Regions from separate parts of the Mus musculus genome. Here all the other regions are linked to region 1. Evidence: chromatin loops called from intact Hi-C (ENCODE). Cell type or tissue: heart. All regions are shown on one strand. Each heading gives the region's core, and the rest is flanking DNA. Links, peaks and the distances in the headings are about the cores only.

Region 1 (7,549 bases), core at 1,314-6,313:
TTCCAGGACAGCCAAGAGTATACAGAGAAACCCTGTCTCGAAAAACAAAAAACAAAACAAAACAAACAAACAAAAAAAAGCCCAATTCAACCATAGCTCCTGTCAGGGTTTCCATGGTTTGAAGTCTGAACAACACTCCCTGGAATGTACTTCCATTGTTTACCCCCATCTACTGACAAATAGTTGGGTTGCTTCAGTCTCCCGACTGCTGTGAATAGTTGAGCCATAAACATGGATAACGATTATCTCGTAAAGACCTGCTTTTGCCAGGCCTAGTGGCAAAGGTTCATCTCTAGGTGAGTGTGGTTCTCAACCTTCCTAATGCTGCAGCCCTTTAACACATACCTCATGTGACCCCAACCATAAAACTATTTTTTTTGTTACTTCATAATAATTTTGCTGTTATAAATTGTAAATATCTGACCATGCAGGCTATCTAATTCTGGACCCCTGTGAAGGTTGAGAACTGCTGTCTTACAAGTTTATAGGTAGCCTGGTTTACAGAAGTCCCAGGATAGCTAGGGCTGGCTACACTCAAGACCCTGTCTTGAAAGAACAAAGAAAAAAAGAGCTTGCTTTCCATTTTCTTTGTATGTGTAGCCTAGAGAGCTGCTAAATCATCAGTTATTCTGTTGTCCATCTGAAGTACTAATTTTAATGGCATCCAGCCGGGTTTACTGTCCTAGCAGAACATAAGAATTCTAGCTGCAACTCGGGAGGCAGAGGCAAGAGGATTTCTGAGTTCGAGGCCAGCCTGGTCTACAAAGTGAGTTCCAGGACAGCCAGGGCTATACTACAGAAAAACCCTGTCTCAAAAAACCAAAAAAAAAAAAAAAAAAAAAAAATTCTAGCCGCAGTTCCTCCCATCCTTACCAGCACTTGCTGTTTTTTTCTGTTTTCATAGTAAGCTTTCTAATAAGAACAAGGTGGCTTTGGCTTTCTCCCCACTGACTAATGACATTAGCCCTTTTTCTCCAACACTGAAAACATGTCAGGAAGCAAAAAGTTGAGATTTTTTTTGTTTTTGGAAACAGGGTTTCTCTGCATAGCCCTGGCTGTTCCTGGAATTCACTCTGTAGACCAGGCTGGGTTTGAACTCAAAGGATCCACCTGCCTCTTGCCTCCGTAGTGCTGGGATTAAAGGCATGTGCCACCCCTGCTGGACAAGTTAAGAATTCTTAATCATAAGCTAGAGAGATGGCTTAGTGGGTTGAGAACACTGGCTGCTCTTTGAGAGGACTTGGGTTTGACTTCCCAGCACCTATAAAGTGGCTCAAAACCATATACAACTCCAGGGGATCTACTGGCTTCCAGAGGAACACATAGCACACAGGCACATTTGAAGGCAAAACATCCATACACATAAAATACTTTTTTAGCCGGGCGTGGTGGAACACACCTTTAATCCCAGCACTCAGGAGGCAGAGGCAGTCGGATTTCTGAGTTCCAGGCCAGCCAGGGCTACACAGAGAAACCGTTTTGAAAAAACAGAAACAAACACCACCCCCCCCCAATTCAATCAAACAAACAAACAAACAAACACCTTTTTCTCACTATAAGCAACAAACTGTACCTGTTCTGTTTTACTGAATTATCAACTGCAAATACACTTAAAAACAAACAAACTTATTTTATAAGCATGGGTGTTTTGCCTGCATGTGTGTAGGGTGTAGGGGTACAGGATTACCCAGGAGCTAGTTACAGGCAGTTGTGAGCTGCCATGAGAATGCTGCGACTTGAACCCAGGTCTTCTTCTGAAGAGCAGCCAGTCTCCCCATTCCTAAAATTTTAAATCTGGCTGAGGTTTTTGTTTTGTTTTTTAGACAGGATTTTAAAGCCCAGGCTGCCTCTGCCTCCTGAGTGCTAAGAAAAAGGCCATAGGTATGTCCTACCATGCTTGACTGAAGTCTGCTTTTCTTTTTTTTAAAGATTTTAATTATTATTACAAATTAAGTACACTGTAGCTGTCTTCAGACACACCAGATGAGGGCATCAGATGTCATCAAGAATGGTTGTGAGCCACCATATGGCCACCAGAACCTGAACTCAGGACCTTTGGAAGAGCAGTCAGTACTCTTACCCACTGAGCATCTTGCCAGCCCTAAAGTCTGCTTTTCAAAATGACACCTTTTTAAACAAAATACACTATCTGAGTACATTTTCTATAAAAACAATTAAGTTCCAAGTAGCAGCTATCATAATATGATGCACAGTTGGGCAGAATCAGGAAGGCAATGAAATGCAGTCCAAATGCATCACCAACAAGATGCTGGAAACGGAGAAGTCCGCAGGCTATGGATGGCTGTCACACACAAGGCAAGGCACTGCCCTCCTAGGACAGGGTCTTCTATAGCCCAGATTGGCCTCAAAACCTGATACATAGCAGAGGGTGACCTTTCTTGAACTTGACTCTCCAGACATCCCCGCTTGCCTCAATTAAGCAGAACCTGCCAACACACCCAGGTCCTCTACAGAGCAGGCTACATCCCTAGCCCAAGGCAAGGTGCTTTTAATAAATCCTACAAAGAAAGCGACTTTCTACGTGAAATATCAAGAGAAGAGATTTGTTTTTGTGGTGATGAGACCTAAAGAAACTGTATTTACTTCAGATCTCACATTAGGATGCAAAAACCCAGAAGCTAGGCTGTGTCCACCACCATTCCTGGCCCAGCAATACCTCTTACTGCCATTCCTTACTGTACCAAGTCCTGTGGTTTTCTTTCCTTCCTGGGTGAGGGGTAGGAGGTTGGTTTGGTCTTTAGAGCCTCTGCCGCCTGAGCTGGGGTTAAAGGCTTGTGCCACTACGCCTGGATCAGGTCCTATTTTAATACATTTGTCTTGCCTGGCTCGTTATCTCTGAATTACTTAACAGCTATGTTTACTAGCCTGCCTGTTTCTCCCAGCTTTAAGCTCTCTAAAGGCAGTGCCTGTCTGCAGTAAAGTGTGCTCAGTGACCAGCAGACTGTCACGAGTGAACAGTAAATATCAATAAATATCAAGTACAGAGACTTCTCAGCTGGTGAGTGAGGAAAAGGCGTCTTAGCTTCCTTCCTTGAAAAAGATGTTGAAGGTCTGGAGAAATGGCTCAACAGTTAAGAGCACTGACTGCTCTTCCAGAGGTCTGAGTTCAATTCCCAGCAACCACATGGTGGCTCACAACCATCTGTAATGAGATCTGACTCCCTCTTCTGGAGTGTCTGAAGACAGCTACAGTGTACTCATATAAGAAAAACAAAAAAACAAACAAAAAATCCTAACATAAGCCGTGTTCGAAGCCAACCTGGACTATGTATGTATGTATGTATGTATGTATGTGTGTGTGTATGTATATATAAATTTATTTAAGGCCAGTTTGGTAAGCCCTGTCTCAGGCAAAACTAAAAACGCTATAATAAACCGGACCCGGCGACCGCGTCTGGAAGTCCTGCACCATGAACTCTTCGCAACAAATCCCGTCTCAAAAAGAAAAGGCGGCTACCGAGACTCTTTTAAGTTTCTATCATAACTTAGGCGGCCAGCGGCGAGACTCCCGGAAGGAGAGGAACGCCGTGCCCCGCCACAGGGCGGGTTGCCTCGGTTTTCCCAGTCATGGAGGCGGGAGCCCAAGGCCGCGGCGTCTGCAGCCTGCCGGAGGCCGCCGCTCGGCTTTTCTTCCCGCCTCCATGCGGCGCGGGCCGAGCCAAGGAGCGCGGGAGGCCCGGGGCGCCTCTCCCAACGCGCCCCGCGGAGGCGAGGGGAGCCTAACGCCCGGGCGCTCGGGACGCGCGCGACCGGAAGCGCGCGGCCGGCCCCACCCCCACCGCGCCCCTCCCCCACCGCCCGCCGAGCCGCGCGCGACCCCCGGCCGGCGCGTGGCCGCCATTGCGTCCCCGCCGGCGCCGCCTTCCCGCCCGGGCCGCCTCGCGCTCCGCCGCGCCCCACTCACCCGCGGGGCCGCCTGGCCGCTGCCCGGGGCAGGAAGCTCCACTCCCCCGTCCCAGGCGGCGCCGACTTTACTCCTCACTTGCCAGCCGCGCACCGCAGCGAGGTGGCGCGCGTCCCAGGGGTCGGCGGGGTGCGGGAGGAGAGCGTAACTCGAGAGCCAACCGTCGCGGCTACCGTTTCCCGGCCGCGAGGGGCGTCGCAGGCGGCATGATCCGCACAGGCCGGGGGCCGGGGCTGGGGGGGGGGGGGGGGGCGGCCGAGGAGTGCGCGGGAGCGTGGGGAGGGGCGTGGCCTGCGCGCCGGCGTGCTGCGTCACCGCGTGGTCACGTGAGCGCCGCCATCTTGGCGAGCTCGGGAGCGCGCGGGCCGCCACGGGGACGCTGGGGGAGCTCCGGGGATCTTGGGGCAATGGCGCGGGGTCCTGACCTCCCTCTCTCGCGGGCGGGACAGCTGACCCTCGGCTACCTGCTCTGTTTAAGTAACTGTAAAACCTTGCGCTGCCATCTTAGTGCTTCGGAAAGGACTTAGCATGTCCTTGTGGGGAGTTGACCTTCATACAGATGCCTTTATCTCAGCCTTGGCAAGGTTCTGCTAGGGCATCATAGCGGTTTGCTCGCTCGCTTGCTTGTTTTTAGCATGCCCTCTACAAAGTGCATTATCAAATGTTTTGAGAAGTTGTATTTGACACCTTCCCTCCTAATAACTGGGTGAGTGAAGACTTTGGTTTTGAGCCTTCAGAACATACGATGTGATGTAAAACTGAAGCGTTTAGAAGGGCTTATTAGACTCCAGGCACCGTGATTCAGCAAATATTGCCCAATAAAGCTAAGGCCGATGACTACCTTTAAATAGAAGTACTCGGGTTTTGACTGATTAGGCTAGTTACCCAACCTCTCTGGAGTCGCTATCAAATTTATGGAAATTGCCAGGCGTGGTCAGCTGTGCCTCTGACCCCAGCACTTTGGGTTGGCAGGCACAGTGCTATCTCTTATCTTCATAGAAAGTTCCAGGCCCGGCAAGGCTATACAAAGAAAGCCTGTCTTAAAAAACTATGGAAAGTACAACACTAAGTCAGAGTCTCAACATTATGGAAAGTGACCTACAAAGTAAGGTCGGGGGAAAGCTTGCAGATACCAGCCTGGCCTGAACAACAGGCCAGCAGCAGTCATTCCATCACCCATAGTGTTTTTAAAAGGGGTCCTTTTTTTGAGATTATATTATCATTTCTCTCTTTTCCTCCCTCCAAACCTTTATTTTTTCTTTTAAAGATATATATATGTGTGTGTGTGTGTGTGTGTGTGTGTGTGTACACACATATAAATATATATTTGGTTTTTCAAGACAGGGTTTCTCTGTATAGCCCTGGCTGTCCTGGAACTCACTTTGTAGACCAGGCTGGCCTTCAACTCAGAAATCCGCCTGCCTCTGCCTCCCAAGTGCTGGCATTAAAGGCGTGTGCCACCACGCCCGGCCTATATTTATTTTTTATGTAGCTGTCTTCAGACACACCAGAAGAGAGCATCATATCCCATTACAGAGCCATCATGTGGTTGCTGGGAATTGAACTCAGGACCTCTGGAAGAGCAGTCAGTGCTCTTAACCACTGAGCCATCTCTCCAGCTCTTTCCCCCCTCCAAACACTTCTATACATTCATCCTTTCTTTCAAGTGTTTGCTTTTTAAATATATTATTGTAAATTTTGTGTGTCTGTGTGTCTCAGATGGGGAATGGTATGCGCACAGGTTTCTTCAGAATCCAGAAATGAGCGTTGGATCCTCTGGAGTTAGAATTACAAATGGTTGCTGTCAGGTCCCAAAGAAACCCAGGACAAATGGCTAACTGTGGTGTCTGTTAGCATGCCAAAGCACAGGCTGGTAGCCAGGCTCACAATCTGCTCTTCTCTAGCACACACCAACCCCCTACCCTAAACCCAGGCTGAGGGCCTTCAGTTCTCTTCCCCCAGCTTCTGAGTTCCAAAAATCCTGCCAGTTTGGCCATCTCTCTTGGCTCTTTGCCTCTTCCAACTTTCTCTTCCTTTTTCTTGCTCTGCCCCCTGTCAAAGCTCTGGTCAGTCTGTTATTTGTCTCCCTGCCCTGGCCTCTTCCCATGCCTCTGGCTGTACTCTCTCCCACATCTACACTCAAAGCCTTCTCCTCAACCATATGCCTCAGAACGGTCATGTCCTCATTTCATTCAGCTGTGAGCTGTCTGATACATGCCGGAAACCTAACATGAGACCTCTGCAAGAGAAGCGTTCTCATCCTTTAACCTGGAGACATCTCCCAGCCCCTGCTGATCATTTAAAAATAAAGAGAAGGATGAAGAACTATCTGAGAGGATCCCTGGATTGTGTGTGGTGGCACTCACCTGAAGGTCCAGCACTTGGGGGTAAAGGCTAGAGGGTCTGGACATCAGCTCAGCAGGACGGATGAGTCTGGAACTGTAGGATGGGTATCTTCCACTGTTTATTTACCTCCCTTACATCCTGCACACGCTGGCAGTCATTGGAATAGGACTTCTTGACCGAAAGGAGGGGAGTGTGCCATGCTGATTGGCAAGGACTCAGAATCCCTACCTCCCAGAGCTGATTAAAGCGAGGGGCCTGGCATCTCTGGGTATTGGATGTTGCCTGATAATTTTTATTTTTTAAAGACTTATTTTACTTATATGAGTACACTGTAGCTGTCTTCAGACACACCAGAAGAGGGCATCAGATCCCATTACAGATGGTTGTGAGCCACCATGTGATTGCTGGGAATTGAACTCAACGACCTCTGGAAGAGCAGCCAGTGCTCTTAATGACTGAGCTATCTCTCCAGCCCCTAGTCCCAACTTTTAATTGAACTAGAACCAGAGCTCAATGTCAGGTGAGTCCCATTGAATTGTTTCGGCCCAGACTTTGGGGACTTCGGCTAGGAACCTCTGAAGTAACGGGCTTGGAGATAGGCTGGCTGAGGGAACAGTTTGTGTTCCTATTCTTGGGCCAAGGTCAGAGCATGGATGGGGCCATTCTTATCCAGCACTTCCACTCCCTCTAGACCAAAATAGTGGGTTTCCATCTTGGTGAGGAGGTCTCTTCCCAGCAGGGGATATGGGCAACCAGGAATGACCATAAACACGTGAGTTACCCATTGCACTCCCAAGTCCACCTTTCTTCAGGTAGTCAGTGGTAGGGCTTGGTGCTTGTTGCCCCTTGCATCCTTGCACCCATGTTCACCAGACAGTCTGCAGGCTTCCCCTCCACCTTTAGGGTTGCCCAGGGTTCATGGAGGGTGTTAAGCCCCGACACCCTCAGTCATCTTCTAATTCCAGAACCTTTGGACCATCTCTTTGATGTTTTCTTAGGATACTCATCTTGGCACTCATGCTCCCAGCAGCCTTTCCCCTCAATAGGCACACTGGTCCCTCTCTGATGGAGAGTGGTTCTTTCTTCAGTGGGAGCAGCTCTGCCCCTCCCAGGAGCTGATTTTTCAGCTCACTCTTGTCGGACAGCTGTGGCTTGTGGCAGCACGTAGTACTTCCTCCAGTCCTCTGGTCTGTCATTCTCCGGGGTCTCCCGGTTGTGAAAAGCTCTCAGCTCTGTGGCTGCTACCTCACTCAGTTGCTTACCTGAAAAGCCACCCAG
Region 2 (6,284 bases), core at 5-5,004, 100 kb after region 1:
GGCTATATAAAACTACAGATGTATCATCTATTGCTGTTTCTTGTACTGATCAAACAGCATAACAAATCACTCAAAGGAACATGATCTTTCCAAACTGTGTACTTAATGTTTTAAATGTTAAAAAGGACTGCAAATTCTTACTTAAAAGAGGAGACATTCAAATCTAAGTATTTTTAAATATCTTTCTCAAATATGTTTCTGCTTTATGTTTTTTTGATGTAACTAATTTAAAAGGAGAAAAATAATGTAAGTGAAGATAAAACATTGCCACGAAGAAGTGACAGGCAAGCCGGGCAGTGGTGGCACACGCCTTTAATCCCAGCACTCGGGAGGCAGAGGCAGGCAGATTTCTATGTTCAAGGCCAGCCTGGTCTACAGAGTTCCAGGACACCCAGGGCTACACAGAGAAACCCTGTCTCGAAAACAAAAACAAAAACAAAAACAAAAAAAGGTGGCAGGCATAAATCTGGGAAAGACCTGGAAAGAGCACATATCTCCACTCGGAATCAAAATCAGCTACAGGTCATCACAGGAAAAGGAAACATACACAGAGAAAGCCTTCTAATGAAAATGGGGTCAGCGGGTGTACGGGCCAGAGCACAAGTGAATGGGCACCAGAAACAAAGCCCACACAGCTCTCTTCTGAGTAATGGGCATGTCTCTGTCTTCATAGGAATCCAAGCTTCTAAGCCATCCCATTTCCTCTACGTCTAAAACTGTGACAATCGACATACTTTAATTTGTCAGAAATCAACCCAGACGTTCTATTTACAGTTTCAGTAAGTATACCCAGCACATGTCATACAAACATAGATTTATGTCAGAATAAACTCAGTTTGCGTGTGTAGTGCATCTGCTCCAACTTGACAAGACATTGTAAAAGCAGCCATGAAAGTTGGCCCACAACTATCTTTTTAGCATTCAGGAGGCTGAAGCAGGAGGACTGCTGTGAGTTTGAGATCATCCTGGGCTACAAAGACAACAAAAGCATCAGCAAGATGGCTCAGTAGCCACCATACCTCAGAGCCAGAGTCCAATTTCCAAGGCCCACATGGCAGAAGGAGAGAAATGACTTCTGCAAGTTGTCCTGTGATCCACATACTCTGTGGTACAGGTGCTCTTGTGTGCATACATGTGCGTGCAAACACACACACATACACACTAAACAAACAAGTAATTATAAAAAGAAGTTGTAAAATAAAAACCAAGAGTAAATCAGACTTCCAGGAAGAACAGTGAATCTAGCAGAACTTAGTGCAGGCCAGGAGCTCATCTTCCTGAACAATCTGTCACTATAAACTTATCGACTTTGATTTCTAGGTACTGCACTGAGACAGGCTGGCTGCAGAGTGCTGGGATTGCAGGTGTGTACTACTGTGTACAGCTAAAGCTTTTGCTGCACATGAAACCAGCTGTTCATGATAGAACATTAAGGGAATACCAAGGAAGAAAATGAAAGTGATATTGATTCTCTTAAAACTAAAAGCTATGGTCTATCAAACCAAATTATGTTTCTAGATAAAAGGTGACCCTCTGAGCAGAGTTCTCCAACACTGTAAACTTAGCTGTCTCTCCTACAGGAACTAGCAGTGAACATGGACTTGGGGTGAGAAGAAAGAAGTAGTCTCCGGGCAGGTCACAGATGCTGGAGATTTATTACACTCTGCCTGACAGTGCACCATTTAATGGATGAAACTGGAACAACACGACCCGGGCCTTATCAAGGGGAGGACAGAGGAGTCTGAGGGCATGGGAGGGCAGAGCACTATCTACCAGGCGGGCAGGCAAGATGCTGCCAGAGGTGGACCATCCCTATCCAACCACATCTCAGGAGTTACTTGGGGAGCCTCAATACAAGGCCCCATGATTGGGATAAAGTGTTTAATTTTACTGCCATGGCAAGAAAAAACTAAAAGCAACGGTGGAATCACTATATATAGCAACATAATAGATAATCTATAAATTAAAGTGAAAAACTCAGACCCTTAGTCTGAACAAATAACTTTCTCTATAGTAAGGACTAGATGGAACCTGCAGTGACTAGCTATAACAGAATTCTTTACCCTCCCGCTATTTAGTTTATAGACACGGGGGTACTTATAAAACTGATGTAACTTGAAAGGCACTAAGTATAAAGACTGGACTAGAGGCTGCAGCCTTACAAATGCAGTCTCCCCTCCCCGTGTGACTTTAACAGAGGTCACTACAGTGATGTTTTGGCTCTTCAGGCAGCTATGCTATGCGGAGCGGCCACTAGGGGTCAGCGGTTCCTTTAAATGGAGCGGTAGAGTTGTTACATGTCATCCCTTTTCAACAGTCATCATGCACACAATGTGCTCTTCTGAGCGTGGGTGAGTCTTCTATGTGTCTGCTGATTGAACGTAGTGACCCAAGCACAGCCCAGAAAGGAACAGCACAACGTTCCCACCCAGGAACACAGGAGACGCCAATTCAGTTCTTACCCCTGACGCTGCTGCCTGTAACTTCAGAGATATTCACACATGGAGGAGGAGCAGTGCCAAGCAAGGCAGCTCAGAGATGAAGCACTGGACAAAACATTCACTGCAAAGGTGATCAGAGCTGCCATGCTCTCAGCCGTGCAGTGAGGTAATGATCATCAGGGCTCATGGTTTTAACCCTGCATGCTCTTTGTAAACTTCACACATGTGTCTTCCCCCACCCCCACTTACCCATCCTAGCCCCCATCCCTGTGGTATTGCTGAAAAGGAAAAGAGCAAGGCTCTGTGACCCACATGACAGGAATTAAGTTTCAGGAAAGGGAGACACTGAAGGAGGACCTAGCTGGGCACACCTCTTTCCTCCAATGTGATGTTCATAGCAAACCAGTAAAGGGGTGGGAACCTTGATAGGGACAAGGAAGACTGCTGGGAACAGGTAGCTCACTCATAAACAAAACAGACCCGGGAAGAACAGCAGCTCAGCTCACCTGCTAAGCCCAATGGCAACAAGGAGGTAACACTGCAGCTCTTCCCACTCTCTGGCCCCCTCCTTCCCTTCCCACCTGTAAAGAGACAAGATCAAGGCTATACAGAACAGAGTATATGTATATATACTTGGTTGCTATGTAGTCCTCACACTCAGGATCCTCCTGCTTCAGCCTTCCAAGTGAAGGCATTACAGGCTTCCTAATCCATCTCATCTCATCTGTATAGTAACACTGACTGGCGATGCTTTTAACAAAGTAGGAGGTCCCTCACAGATGAGACATCAGAAGAGTGTGTCAACTGTCACCTGAGTCCTTATTCAAGGCCCCTGCTCTCCTCCTCACCAAGGACAGATGAAGCTGCCCAAGTCCTTCTGTGCCTTTGCTGAGGAGCTTAGGCCCTGGGACTTACAGAGAGCCTCAGGTCTCCTCACGTCTCTTCACGTCTCCTCGTGTCCGGAGAAAGAGGCCATGAGTGCTGAGTTCCTAACCTGGGAAGGAAGGGGTCAGCAGCCCTGATCAAGTCCCTACACAGATCCTGACCACAGATTTTTCTGGGCCACAGGACACCAGGAAAATAGCTGTGCCAGAGACTAAGGGAACATTTCAGGAACTTCATTCTGCGACTCCAAGAGTGTCTTGTGAGGCAAGAAGAATGGACTCCACCTTCAGGATACGTCAGAGGGGCAGGAAAAGAAGTGGGCTGAGCAGCAGGGCAGCATTAAGGGCTGCAGAGTGAAACTGGCTCGCAGTCACACCCAAAGGCCTTCAGTTTCGGAAGTGAATACAGGACCACTTGATGCCTGTGGGCTTTTAGACAATTCAGGGGGAAAAAGAAGCCCCGAGAGGAAGGACTGGACTTCCTTCTGATAAGACACATGGAGCAGATACAATGATATGCATCCAGTCATGGCTACTCCCATCCTACCCACACCCACAAAAGCACAGACTGGGGGTGGAAGCTGCAGTCTCTCTATTATACGGAAGCCTTGCCTGCAAAGGAGCCTCTAACTCAGGATGAGATGGACAGCACAACCCACAGCAGGGAGCTCCCACATCTCAGAGGCACACACGGGCCTACTTCATTATACTCCAAACATCACTTCTGGTTTCAGTAGCTGGGTTGTCCAGACCCTCTGAGTTTCTCCAGCACTCATTTAGAAGTCTGGAATCCTGTGGTTTTCAAAGTTTGGCACCCAATCCATGTAACGGCAGTGCTGTGCCCTCAGCGGCAGAGGCAGAGGTCGGTCGGAGCTGCTCTTACTCTCCCTGTGCTCCAACTGGCCTTGGCCCTTTACACCAAGGTTCCTATCAATTTAGTTAAAATAAATAACCGAGATCTTGCTGGAATCCTCACATCTACCACTGACGGTGGGTGGCTGCGATTAAAAAAATGGCATATCAATTTAGAGATTAGGAAACTGATTGAATGTTATGATTACAATTCCATCTTAATGGATGATGGCTCAAGGTGAAGCTCTGTCTGTGATTCCAGGGGACTCCTTCTACAGGGAGACAGGGGATGGAGACTACGGTTTGGAGTGGGATGAGGAGGGGGGTCCTTAGAAGCTTGTGGGCCAACTAGCTTGGTATAAGCAAATAACAACAAAGGGAGAGCCTGCCTGGAGGTGGGAGGTCACACCCAAGGCTGTCCTCTGATCTCCTTATATAGACCCACTCACATACATGTACTTGTGCACATCACAAGCCCCAAAGCAAATCCTGCCTACCAATGTACACAAAGTCATATGTTTTATAAAAAGACAAACTGTGACTCTTCTTTTACATTCTTACAGGAAGCTTGTTAGAGAAAATGATATTTCAGGCTCTTCTATAGTCTGGGGCAGTGGGGGGCTAAACCACAAAGTGTTTCCTTTGTTTCTATTAACACAATCATATAAACACGTGTACAGGCTTAAGGCAGAACCCAATGCTGCAGGCCCACGGTGAAAGGCACATGGCTGAGGGGCTGCAGTGTGCAGTTGCCTATGCAGAAGGCACTGGGGTAAATACCCTCCAACAAAACAATGGCCCCACCCACGACTGATAACACAAAAACAAAAACCTTTGCTCACTAGAACATCTTCCTGGGATATGCTATAGAAGTCACCACACCACCACATCCACCATCAACTGAGGTGGGAGCTGTGGTCATCCGCAGTCTAGGAGGAGAGAGAGAGCTCAGCCTGCTCACGTGGTGGGTGTCAGGCCAGACAGGGTGATCTAGTGAGAAAAGGAAGGAAGGAAGGAAGGTGGGTGAGCCCCATCTTCCCTGGGACACAGAGAAACGGAGCTGAAGCAAGAACAGAAGAAAAGCAGACATAACAGTCTGAAACAACATCAACACAGTAAGACGGGGAAGCTCTTCACCAGCATCATCAAAGCACTGGCTCACTAAAGGAAAGGGTCTGGGACCAGAGGACAGGAGCCACAGCAGCTCTTCAGGGGCATTTTCCAATGCATTAATCTTTACAATGCTGGGCAGGGACTGAACTTCTGGCCGCATAAACAAAGCAAGCACTCAGCCATTAGACCACAGCCCAAGCCTCCCTTTATTTCGAAGCAAGGCTGCCTCAGTTGCTCAGGCTGTTCCTGAACTCACTCTGTAGCCCAGGGAGGCTTCACTTCACTGTCAAACAGCAATGAGGCCCGGCTAGAGGGGAAGGTTGCTCAGCTAGTGAGCACTAAGCTGATGGACATTCACTCTTGTCTTCTGAGGTAAGGACCTCACACTCACCATGCAGACAGTGATCACCTCAGACTCCTGATGCATCTGCCTCTACCTCACAAATGCTGAATTACAGGCATGTGCCAAGACACCCTAGCTCCAAGACATTTAAATAAATACAAATTATCTTTGTGCAAATCTAGAACAATCCTAACAGAAAGGCTGAGTGAGATAAGGCTTGAGAGATGGCTCAGTAGTTAAGAGCACTGGCGGCTAACTCCACTTCTGACTGGAGTTCCATTCCCAACACCCATGTTCAGTCATTTCACTACTGCCTGTGACTCTAGGGAACCTAACACCCTCTTCTTGCTTTTCTGGACATGGACAGATGGACATGGGGACACACACACACCATACATACATACATTCACACACACACACACACACACACACACACACCTACTATTGAGCATAACACAGGATATGTGTTAGGAGATGTGAAATGTGAAAGAAAGAAAGGAAGAAAGAGAGAGAGAGAGAAAGAAAGAAGGAAGGAAGGAAGGAAGGAAGGAAGGAAGGAAGGAGAGAGAGAGAGAGAGAGAGAGAGAGAGAGAGAGAAGGGGAAAGGGGGAAGAGGGAAGAGGGAAGGGAAAGGGGCGTGGTCGAGAGGCA
Region 3 (6,284 bases), core at 5-5,004, 510 kb after region 1:
CACACGTGGGTGCAGCCAAGCTCCGCCCCTGAGGTGGCCCAGAGGCTGGCACCCAGGGACTAGGAGTCTGGCCTGCAGAAAGGGTAGTAAAGGGGACAGACAGGTGGAGAACAGGACTGAGGCTGAGGCCAGGCCAGCTTTTCCTCTCGAGTTCCCAGCTGACAGTGCTGGCCAGCTTCTTCCCTCGTTTGGCCTCGGCTTAGTTCTCCACCTACGTATTGGTATTGAGTCTGGTCAAGAAACAGTAACACCCCCCCCCCCCCAGCTATCACACCCCCCCCCAGCTATCACACCCCCCCCCCCCAGCTATGCCTTCAGTCTCCAGCACTGAAATAAACTGCAACTGACAGGGCTCGGCATGGTGGTGCATGTCTTTAACCCCAGCGCTTGGGAAGCAGAGGCAAGAGGGTCTCGATGAGTTCGAGGCTAGTCTGTTTCAGAGAGAGAGAGAAAAAAGCACTAGCGTCAGCAACAGCGATGTTTTCAAAGGCAAACGCCTCATCGCTCTCGCTAGCTAGCATGTGCCTCCCCCAGATCCTCAGCTGTTCCACTCCCATGATGTCCCATGATGGTAGCTCCACCACGGGCTCTGGGTGAGAGGATCAAGGGATGTGAGCACCTTCTAGGGAATAATACTACAATACCACATACACAGTAAGGGGCTGCTTTGGTGTATACCCCCACCCCGACCAAGGATTAAAATATCTCGGGAGAAAATGGACATAGTGGTGCACACCTTTAATCCTGGCGTTCAGGAGGCAGAGGTAGGTGAATCTCTGTGTGTTTGAGGCCAGCCTGGTCTACAGAGTGAGTTCCCAGATAGTGGGGGGGGGGGGGTTACATAAAGAAACCCTGTCTTGGAAAACTAAAAATAACAAGGTCATCTTGGTTACTTGCAGGTCAGGGACCCACAGGTTGCCCCTTCACCTCAGATAATCTCCGTTTGAAGGTCTCTAAAGGGAAGGAAGGTCAAAGGCCACTGGTGACACGTGGCCCACCCACACTCCTTCCAGGCTTCAGGAAGGGCAGAAGGTGGTGGCCAGCACATGCTCCTGGATAAGCCTGATCTCCCTTCAATTTCTTCTCTCAGGCTCTGCTTATCCCACAGGGACCCTTAAATTAAACAGCTGGTTACAGTCTCTAGACAGGGCCAGAGAAGCCAGTTACAGCAGCAGCCTCTAAAACTCAAGGGTAGCCATGTCTCCGCAGCTCTGTGGTCTCTGATGCCGGTGTGGGTGTGTAGCTTTGGGGGAGGGGGAGAAAGGCAGGCCCATATCCAGCAGTTTGGGCTCCATGGCACCCACAGACATCTGTTTGACTAAGAGGAGGAACTCGGGTTTCCAAGTCACTCTGGAAAGCGCAGCGCAGGCTTCTCGCCCTCCAGTGCTGCACCTTGACCCACAGGGCAGGCGCCACTGTATGCTCATGTGCAGACCTCCTGGCTTGGCACACCACTAATGGAGTGTTGCCACCCACCCCCCCAGGCTGCCCCTGGCCAGGGACAGTAATCAGCACTAGGTTAGAGGGGAGTGTCACCAATGCCACCAGCGGCGAGGAGAAGTGGGTAGGAGGTCAGGATTGGAAGCATGTCTTTTTCTCAGCTCGGGGATTACACAGAGGCAGCCTATCATGGTCTCGCGGCCAGGCAGTCTCTAATGATGGGGAGAATCACTGAAATCAATCAATAGCTAGTTGTTTTTCTTCTATCAGATTCTGCCTGATGCAGAGCTAGCCTCCCACAGACCTCTCCTTTATCACACTGGCACAGAGATGAAGGCTCCGGTGCCAGGCCGCCAGCTGGGAGCGCTGATTACGAGGGGTGGAAGAGAAAGGATGTTCCTGTCCCTGGCACATATGATAGGAACCCTAAAGAATGGGCATTTATGCCTGAAACGGATCCTTGTTTTTGCTTAAATACTCCCGCCTCTCTTTGCCCCTACATCCTATTAGGCTGTGTGGAGAGACAAAGCACGTGGCCATTCACGAAGGAATAAAGAGAATGCTCGTTAACAGGAAGTTGTCTGTGCCACCAAAGCCTCTCCAAGAGCAGGCTGTGCCGTATCTGCTTGGAATTGATGATTCATCGGCCACTCATTACACGTGCAATTAGCCTGGGTAAAAACAGATGCCAGCTCAGTCACCCGCTCTCTCTAGACCCAGTGATTACACCTTTTTTTTAACCCTCTCAACTCAGAGAAGCCAGGATGTTCTAGATTGGCAGCAGACAGACAACACTACTCAGCAGACCCCCAGCTGCTCAGTGGGTAAAATTTTATTCACTTTTTTGTGAAATAGTGCCTTTGTAATCCTGGCTGGCCTGGAACTCAGAGACCCTCCCGCCTCTGCCTCCCTAGCGTGGAGATTAAAGGCATGTATCAATGTACTGATGAGTAAGATTTTTCAGCTGACTACAGGATGTGGCAGTGGCTCATCCAATGTTCCACACTTTCTTGGGCAGGAGTGCAGTAGGAGGTTGTGAGCCCCCTGGTGGAAGCAGGTAGAACTGCAGGCATTGCCTGCTTTTCCCAAGGAGCATCTCTGATGTCTGAGCAGCCAGCTAGGCAGCCCTATCTACTCAACACAGGACTAAAGCGGCCATCCACACTGGGTTTAAGAACAGACTTCTTAGCTGGGCATGGTGGCGCACGCCTTTAATCCCAGCACTCGGGAGGCAGAGGCAGGCGGATTTCTGAGTTCGAGGCCAGCCTGGTCTACAAAGTGAGTTCCAGGACAGCCAGGGCTACACAGAGAAACCCTGTCTTGAAAAAAAAAAACAAAAAAAGAACAGACTTCTTACACTGGGCGCTGTAATGGCACACATCTGTAATCTCCACTTGGGGAGAAGGAGGCAGTTGCATAGTAAGTTTACGGTCAGCCTTGGTTACATACACAGGAATACAACACAAAGAGAACCCTGCTATCTTGGGGCTGTCCGTGGAACCTGAAAAGCATGAGGTTGATGGGTTTGTATGGGAAACAGAGAAACCTGCTGTCACCGGGGCCTTGGCAACAGCTGGATGGGCATGCACCCTAGGGAGAACAGAGCCCAGTTTCATCAAGCTCAAGGGGCCCACAGATGCCAAAGGACAGCTTGTTCCAGCCAGCAAGTGACCTGGAGATTTCAAGGACGAGGGAGACACCAGCAGTGCCACTGCCTTGTCTGTTCATGATGGAGGTGGGAGGGACTATCCCAAGGGCATTGCTGAGGTCACAAGCCTCTGATACGACCTAGAGTCCCCGGGGAAAAGACTCATTTCCCCAGACCCCCAGAGCCCAGTACAACTGGAGATCACCAGTGTTCAAGAAACATCTCTCAAGTAAGAGAGCCCTGGGCAGCCTAACCCTGATGGCACTACAGTAGTGACTCCCCGGACAGTGGGGACCCACAGCGACCCCTCCAGACTGCAGGGACCCACAGTGACCTCTCTAGACAACAGGCACCCACAGTGACCCCTCCATACAGCAGGGACTCACAGTGACCCTTCCACACAGCAGGGACCCACAGTGGCCTCTCCAGACAGCAGGCACCCACAGTGACCCCTCCAGACAGCAGGGACCTGCTCTTTAGAAGTCTTTTATTAAAACTGGGTGACATCAGTTAAGGAGACAGTACAAAAAAAATTTTGGTCCATGAAAACAAAACAAAACAAAACAAAACACAATCAGTTAATAAGAACAGTTACCACCAGGGACACTGTGGAGTGCTAAGTCTCCTCATCGCGCTTCCAGCCAGAAGCCAGGCTGGGGCTCAGCTGCCCCAGGGCTGTCCAGTGTCACTGTGGGGAGGACCTTCCAAGGGGAGGGGTGGATATAGGACATGGGAGGACAGGGAGAAGACTGCTGTCCCCAGTACAGAACAGGCTGGGAAGGGTGCAGGAGCACTGCTCGCAGGAGCCTGAGGTGGGGGTGGGGAAGCAGGGGCTTTGTCAGTTCTGTGGGTTCAGAGCCCATGCTCAACAGAATCCCCCTGTGCCCAGCTGTCTCCCACCCTGCAGTGTTGTCTGCGAGCCTGGGACATGCTAACTCCGGGTGACAAACCTGGAAGAATCGGAGGCTTCCCTGGAAGATTCAAAGCATCTGTCCCAAGGGGCCTCGATCCCACATCCTGCTGCTCCCTGAGGGGTCTGAAGCTTTGAGGGCAGGGCAGGGGGTGGGGAGTCACAAACCCATTTCAGACCTATTCTCCAGCCCTAGGCGCTTTTACTCCTCAGTGCCCGGGAAGCCACCAGTGGGATTCAACTGGGCAGACATGGGACAGGAAGACAGGGATGGCCTAGGGCTTTACCCGTTTGATTTCAGGCCTGTTTCTCCATTTACAGGAGGGGGCAGGGTGGAGTGAATAAACAAGCCACTCCTCTAACAGCAGGAAGGAACAGTCTCTGCTGGGAATGACAAGGAAAGGCAAGATCCCCAACCCAAAAGCGTGGGTTAGGGCAGGTGTAGGGAAATCCTAAACTGGGCGGCTACGGGAGTGTGTGGGAGGGAGCAACAATTCAACACACACTCCAATACTGACATGGACCCCTAAGGGGTCAGAGGACACTGAGACAGCAGGTTAAGTCCAGAGGGCAGGGGACCAACCCGGGGCTCAGTGAAGCCCAGGCTCCTTTACTGCCAGAGGTAAAGGAGCCTCTGCCCCAACCTGCGGAGGGGAGGGAAGAAGTCAAGCTACCGGGAGGGCCAAGGTCAGCTAGCTTACAGACTGCCCTAGGCCTGAGGCTCAGACAGGGATAGCTCCCAAGGCCTAGGTCTCCTGACAAGGGCAGGATCAGTGTAGCTGGTCTCCCTCAAGACCACCTGACCTCAGGAGGCCCCCACTCTGTGGTTCTCTAACACTATCTAGAGGTCCTATGTAGGATAGGGAGGTAGAGGCACACAGGAGCCTGATGGGGAGGAGCTGAGGCGGGGTGGGGTGAGGGGGGGACACGACGGGACGGGGGACGACTGGGGTACAGGACGGGATAACAGGTGACTGTGAGACAGAAATGTGACACCCTCTTCATTGTGACACTGTCCTGAAGCCAAGTCCCCTGGAATGCCTCAAGCAAGACCAAGACAGGTACACTGAGGCAGGCAGCACAGGGCCCAAGGAATCGGTGCAGCCAGGCTAGGGCCACAGAGGCCCTATGTGTTTCGGATTCCCAGGGCTTGCTCTAACTCTTGCCGCCTCTGCTGCACCTGCAGAGAAAATAGGGATGCAAGCTGGAGATACCAAAGGCTGGCAACCAGCTGACACCACTCGTCCTGCCTTGTGTCACCTCCCTTGGGCGCCCCAGACACAGCACCAACCTTGGAGTAGAAGTATCGGCACACAGCCTCCTGAGCCCAGGGCTGGAAGTAGAACTCAGCACGACGCTCCTCTTCCGGGTTACCCACCACATCAGTCATCGTCTGGGGGTGGGGGGAGCGGGAGGACAGGACAACATGGTTCCCGCTCTCACAGCTGCTCTCAGTTGGACTGTACCCCTTGCCTGCCCCCAGCTCCCCGCCAAAGATGCTCAAGGTCTAATTCCCCAGCACCTGTGAATGTGACCTGATATGGAAATAGGGTCTCTGCAGATAGTCAAGTTAAGGTGAGCTCATTGGGATTGGCCCTAATCCAGTATAACTGGTGTCCTTACGAAGGAGGGAAATGTAGACAAAGAGAGATACACAGACACAATGTGAAGACACACAAAGACAGCAAGCCTGACCTGAGGGACACACAGGGTCACCAGAAGCTAGCAGAGAGCATAGCAGAGACCAACCCTGTCACTTTCACTCTGGATTTCCAGTCTCCACCACTGGGAGACAATCCCCATTGCTCAAGCTACCCAGTTTGGGTCAGGTTTCTTCAAAAGACCCAGCAGGCCAAAATAAACAAATAAATGACATCCCAAGTCACGTGACCCAAGCACCCATTAAGTCACTGCCAGGTGCCCTTTCTGCTGTGCTGGCCACAGCAGTCACAGCACACCAAGCACCTGAGCTGTGACACCCAGGTGCATGTTCCCGTCTAGGCTTATGATGGTCTTCTCCTGGGAAGCATCTCCAACGTTTTACTCACACTAGCTATGTTTTCCTGATGGAATACATCTGCGGGAGAGCAGAGCCCAGATCCTCAGTTCTAGTCCCAACAGCTGGGAGTCCAGAGACAACACTGGGAAGCACTGACTATGTCCTCATGTCCTGCATCTACTCCCTTTATCAACTCTAGCACGGACCCTGAGATGTACTAAAACAAACAAAAAACAAGACCGGTGATCCCTCCCTTGTCCCCCAGCTCTCTGCACAGGAGTAAAGTG

What was found. Peaks named below come from ENCODE experiments on the same cell type or tissue, not always from the same donor. Only the 100,000 strongest peaks of a DNase experiment are listed, where the experiment ranks them.
Region 2: a loop joins it to region 1, with 2.1 times the contacts of the local background. A loop is called at or near these places in 1 of 42 quality-filtered maps.
Region 3: it touches region 1 in a loop (5-fold over the local background); 1 of 42 quality-filtered maps calls a loop at or near these places.

Annotation. Positions count from the first base shown.
Region 1 is chr15:100,224,459-100,232,007 of GRCm38, reverse strand. It overlaps Atf1 (activating transcription factor 1), which reads right to left and starts at 4,149. Exons shown (of 7, transcript NM_007497.3): 1 at 3,926-4,149. In heart, for the core only: CTCF peaks have their summits at 3,220 (motif pointing left) and 4,060; DNase peaks (open chromatin) are centred at 3,917, 4,237 and 4,837; H3K4me3 peaks cover 2,985 bases; H3K27ac peaks cover 3,707 bases.
Region 2 is chr15:100,122,918-100,129,201 of GRCm38, reverse strand. All of the region lies in intron 2 of Dip2b (disco interacting protein 2 homolog B), which reads right to left. Among named protein-coding and RNA genes, the nearest start is that of Dip2b, 87 kb to the right of the region's middle. In heart, for the core only: a CTCF peak has its summit at 2,250 (motif pointing right); DNase peaks (open chromatin) are centred at 2,281 and 3,721; H3K27ac peaks cover 900 bases.
Region 3 is chr15:99,711,266-99,717,549 of GRCm38, reverse strand. Smarcd1 (SWI/SNF related, matrix associated, actin dependent regulator of chromatin, subfamily d, member 1) reads right to left here. Exons shown (of 13, transcript NM_031842.2): 12 at 5,290-5,391; 13 at 3,555-5,178. The coding sequence ends at 5,125. It overlaps Gm16537 (predicted gene 16537), which reads left to right. Exons shown (of 3, transcript NR_155353.1): 3 at 1,711-2,016. Among named protein-coding and RNA genes, the nearest start is that of Gpd1, 3.2 kb to the left of the region's middle. In heart, for the core only: CTCF peaks have their summits at 2,492 (motif pointing left) and 3,684; DNase peaks (open chromatin) are centred at 1,339, 1,929, 2,499 and 3,099; H3K27ac peaks cover 2,851 bases.